Linked DNA regions of Homo sapiens: region 1 is linked to region 2. Evidence: chromatin loops called from intact Hi-C (ENCODE). Cell type or tissue: breast epithelium. All regions are shown on one strand.

The links. A loop is a pair of places that touch in the nucleus more often than their neighbours do. Peaks named below come from ENCODE experiments on the same cell type or tissue, not always from the same donor. Only the 100,000 strongest peaks of a DNase experiment are listed, where the experiment ranks them.
Region 1: a loop joins it to region 2, with 12 times the contacts of the local background. A loop is called at or near these places in 10 of 110 quality-filtered maps.

The regions. Positions count from the first base shown.
Region 1 is chr16:74,694,949-74,697,448 of GRCh38, forward strand. MLKL (mixed lineage kinase domain like pseudokinase) reads right to left here. Exons shown (of 11, transcript NM_152649.4): 2 at 350-811. The coding sequence starts at 809. Among named protein-coding and RNA genes, the nearest start is that of MLKL, 4.7 kb to the right of the region's middle. In breast epithelium, no CTCF peak of the experiment used is centred here; a DNase peak (open chromatin) is centred at 1,083; H3K4me3 peaks cover 713 bases; H3K27ac peaks cover 361 bases.
Region 2 is chr16:74,971,331-74,973,830 of GRCh38, forward strand. All of the region lies in intron 1 of WDR59 (WD repeat domain 59), which reads right to left. Among named protein-coding and RNA genes, the nearest start is that of WDR59, 13 kb to the right of the region's middle. In breast epithelium, no CTCF peak of the experiment used is centred here; no DNase peak of the experiment used is centred here.

The DNA.
Region 1 (2,500 bases), 280 kb before region 2:
TGCAAGCTCTGCCTCCCGGGTTCACGCTGTTCTCCTGCCTCAGCCTCCCGAGTAGCTGGGACTACAGGCGCCCGCCACCATGCCCGGCTAATTTTTTGTATTTTTAGTAGAGACGGGGTTTCACCGTGTTAGCCAGGATGGTCTCAGTCTCCTGACCTAGTGATCAGCCCGCCTCGGCCTCCCAAAGTGCTGGGATTACAGGCGAGAGCCATCGCGCCCAGCTAGGAGTTTTGAGGTACAAGTATATTACAACTGCTCAAACTTCATCATTGCTGCTCCTTTGGTAAATTAAAGTGAGACTAAAATGCATTCAACTGCACTCCCACTCCCCACCAAAGACCCAGCTTGCCTCTTCTTAGCATCTGGAAAGCTCGCCTGTCTTCGTCTGCATCCTGCTGATCTTCCTGTGCCCAGGACGCTCCTTGGCTTATGGGTGAAACAGGCATGCGTTGCTCAACCTGAAGTAACAGCGAGAGCTCCTTCCAGACATCACTCAGCTTCCTGTTCACGTCCTTGAAGAGTATTTTGTCCTGGCTTGCTGTTAGAAACCTGCAGATATTGGATCTATTGCTGAACTTTTCTATCTCCCCATTAGCCTCCTCCAGGGCAGCCTTGAAGCGGTTCATGGCTGTGGTTAACTTCTCAGAGGGCACGCTCCTCTTTCCTTGGTCCTGGAGCATCTCCAGAGGCTTGATCAGGCCGAGGACGCGGTGGCCCAGGCGCCGGCACTGTTTCTTGCAGTATTTCATCTCTTCACACCGTTTGTGGATGACCTGGCCAAGGGTGATAATATGCTTCAAATTTTCCATGCCTGGAAGAAATGAATGGAATTTGGTGAAATCCCCAAATCTCCTGCATATTCACTACTTGGCTAAGAAAGAATCAAAGCGGTCTGTGACTTAAATGCCTGAGGAGGTCTCCCCAGCATTTTCATGCAAGATAGAGATGGTTTGCTACCCACCAAAATCTGTTCTGCCCTTGCACAATAATAGAGTTGTAGCTGGGAAGAGCTGGTCCAGCCGGAACTACATCTCCCAGCCTTCCTTGCAACTTGATGTGGCCATGTGACTAGTTCTCACCAATGGGGTTTAAGTGCATGTGACCTGCTCTACTTCGGACTGGGGCAGCTGTGCCGCCTCCTCACACTCTCCCTTGGTTGGCTGGATGCGTGGGGTGAAGCGGCCCTGGGGTGGTGGAGCCCCAAGAAGAGTCCTGAGTCCCTGGATAATCACTTGGAGGAGAGCTGCCCACAGACCTGGAACGTCTGTCATGGACTGTTAAGTGATCAAGGAATAAACTTGTATTGCATGTAAACCGTTAATATTTTCAGGTTGATATGTTTATATCAGTTTCGTCTATTACAGATATATCCTGCTAAAGCATAGAGGTTTCAGGGGCCAGGCGGGTAATTCAAATGAGTGAAGTGAGCTGAGGTAGTCTTTACTGCCACAGATAAATATGTTTCTTTCTGTTTTTTTTTAAAACATGTGGACTATCTTTCATTTTTCCTACAAAAAATTGTTCAGTTTCTTCCTACAGTCCTTTAAGAAAAATGCAGCTGGGCGAGGTGGCTCCCACCGATAATCCCAGCACTTTGAGAGGAAGAGACAGGAGGATTGCTTGAGGCCAGGAGTTCCAGACCAGTCTGGACAGCAAAGTGAGACCCTTTCTCTACAAAAATAAAAAAAATAAAATAAAATAAAATGAAATAAATAAAATATAAAATTGGCTGGGCGCGGTGACTCACGCCAGTAATCCCAGCACTTTGGAAGGCTGAGGTGGGCGGATCACTTGAGGTCAGGAGTTGGAAACCAGCCTGGCCAACATGGTGAAACCCCGTCTCTACTAAAAATACAAAAATTAGCTAGGTGTGGTGGTGCATGCCTGTAATCCCAGCTACTCGGAGGGCTAAGCCAGGAGAATTGCTTGAACCCAGGGGGTGGAGGTTGCACCATCTCAAAAAAATGTAATACATTACATATATATAGTAATATATATAATATTACATATATATAGTAATATATATGTAATATTACATATATAGTAATACATATATATAATATTACATATATATAGTAATACATATATATAATATTACATATATATTATATATATAAGTTAGCCTGGTGTGGTGGCACACACCCGTAGTCTCAGCTACCTGGGAAGTTGAGATAGGAGGATTCCTTGAGTCCAGGAGGTTGAGGCTGCAGTGCCAGCTTCCTACTCTTAACCTCTCTCTCTTCTCTGAACATGAGTGAGGAAGCACAGAGCCCTGATCCTAAAGCTTGGAATGAGGCTAACCTGAGCATGGTAGAATGGAAAGGGAGAAAGAATCTGAGTCTTTGATGACAACATTGAGCCACTGGTTTGAACTGACATGAAGTGTACCCCATCCCCTAACTGCAGGTTTCATGAACCAATAACCTCCCTGATTGTTTAAGGCAGTTTGAATCATGTTTGCTTTATTTGCAACTGAAGCCGACTGCGTTCAGCAATGAAT
Region 2 (2,500 bases):
TGGTCCCAAAAAAAAGAGAAAAAAAAGATTTGTGTACCTTACCCATACACTTTATACTGTAAAATTTTCATCAGTTTTCCTTCCTTCTTTCCTTCCTTTTTTTTTTTTTTTTTTTTTTTTGAGATGGAGTCTTGCTCTGTCACCCAGGCTGGAGTGCAGTGGCGCAATCTCGGCTCACTGCAACCTCTGCCTCCTGAGTTCAAGCAATTCTCCCGCCTCAGCCTCCTGAGTAGCTGGGATTACAAGTACCTGTCACCGTGCCTGGCTGTTTTTTGTATTTTTAATAGAGATGGGGTTTCACCATGTCGGCCAGGCTGGTCTCGAACTACTGACCTTAAGTGATCCACCTGCCTGGGCCTCCCAAAGTGCAGGGATTACAGGTGTGAGCCACAGCACCCAGCCTCTAAGAAAGTGTCTCACTCTGTCGCCAAGGCTGGAGTGCAGTGGTACTCACTGTAACCCCAAACTTCTGGGCTCAAGTGATTAACCTGCCTCAGGCTCCCAAGTAACTGGGACTACAGATGCACACCACCACACCCGGCTAATTTTAAAATTTTGTGTAGAGATGGGGGGTCGCTATGTAGCCCAGTCTGGTGTTGAACTCCTGGGTTCAAGCAATCTTCCTGCCTCAGCCTCCCAAGGGGCTAGGGTTATGGGCATGTGCCACCATGCCCAGCCAAACTCTTGCTTTTCCATACTGAAAAGTCCTCCTCAATTGTAGGAAAACAAACTTATTGTCCAGGACTGCTCTCTATCAAAACAGGTATCTTTAAACAGAAGAGAATGAAGTTCTTAGAAGTCTTTGTTCCTTCAACTGCAAAGAAGGATGGTGACTTTTGGCACACTTAACACTTTAGGATTTACATGCCCTTTATGAAATGAGAATTGATGGTGATATTTGATTCTGATTCTCTTGGAGTAAATATAATAATTTGGAAACGTCAAGCTAACTGATGGCTAATGAAGGAAATCAATTCCATGAGACTCTATTAGACTACAAATTGCTGCTGTCCTCGTTTAAAAAATTTCTTGGTGAGTCAACTTCCAAAGGCAACAGTGTTCTGAAGCACTTGGTTTCAGCAATCCAAAGCAACAGACCACAATTTATCAAAGGGAGGAAAAACTCTGCCCTTTCTCCAGGCATAAAATGGAGGTAGCCTGGTGCAGCAGAAACGGTATGCATCGGCTTTGCAGTCAGAATTAGATTAAAACTCATGTCTAGGCCAGGCACGGTGGCTCACACCTGTAATCTCAGCACGATGGGAGGCCAAGGTGGGTGGATCATTTCAGGTTAGGAGTTTGAGACCAGCCTGGCCAACATGGCTACTAAAAATACAAAAATTAGCCAGGCGTGGTGGCGCACACCTGTAATCCCAGCTACTCAGGAGGCTGAGGCACAAGATTCACTTGAAACCTGGGAGATGGAGATTGCAGTGAGCCGAGATGGAGCCACTGCATTCCAGCCTGGGTGACAGAGCAGGACTCTGTCTTAAAAAAAAAAAAAAAAAAAAAAAAAAAAGAGGTTTTACAGACTAAAGCCACAAACTGAAAACCACTGATTATTAAAAGGGTCCGACCATTTCAGAGGACAAGATCCAATTTCTATTCAAATTAGATATTGGCCAGGCACGGTCGCTCACGCCTGTAATCCCAGCACTTTGGGAGGCCGAGGCGGGCAGATCACCTGAGGTCTGAGGTCGGGAGTTTGAGACCAGCCTGACCAACAAGGAGAAACCCCATCTCTACTAAAAACACAAAAAATTAGCCAGGTGTTGTGGCGCATGCTTGTAATCCCAGCTACTCAGAAGACTAAGGCAGGAGAATCGCTTGAACCCGGGAGGTAGAGGTTGCAGTGAGCCAAGATTGCGCCATTGCACTCCAGCCTGAGCAACAAGAGCAAAACTCTGTCTCAAAAACCATAAAATTATACATGAACACTGCTGCCAAAGCTGGTTTGTTGTTTTGCTTTTTAGATTGGGGTTGGCGGGGGGGCCGGTCTCTCTCCATCACCCCAGCTGGAGCACAGTGGCGTTGCAGCCTCAAACTCCTGGGCTCAAGCAATTCTCCTGCCTCAGCCTCCTGAGTAAATGGTACCACAGGCACAAGCCACCATGCTCAGCTAAGTTTTTCATTTTCTGTAGGGATGGGGTCTCACTCTGTTGCCCCGGCTGGTCTCGAACCCCTGGGCTCAAGTGATGCACCGGCCCTGGCCTCTCAAAGTGCTAAGATTACAAGGCGTGAGCCACCATGCTTGGCCCAACAGTTTCTGAGCCATCCTTGTCTAATACTCACTACACGTTACCTATCGGAGACTCTTGTTCACACGCTCAGCAATAGGGGTGTTGCTCAGGAAGTCTTCTCTTTTAAATGAGAACATTCTTTGAATGTCATGGTGGATTGTAAAATTAAAAATTAATTAATTCGGCCAGGCGCAGTGGCTCATACCTGTAATCCCAGTACTTTGGGAGGCCAAGGCAGGCAGATCGCCTGAGGTCAAGAG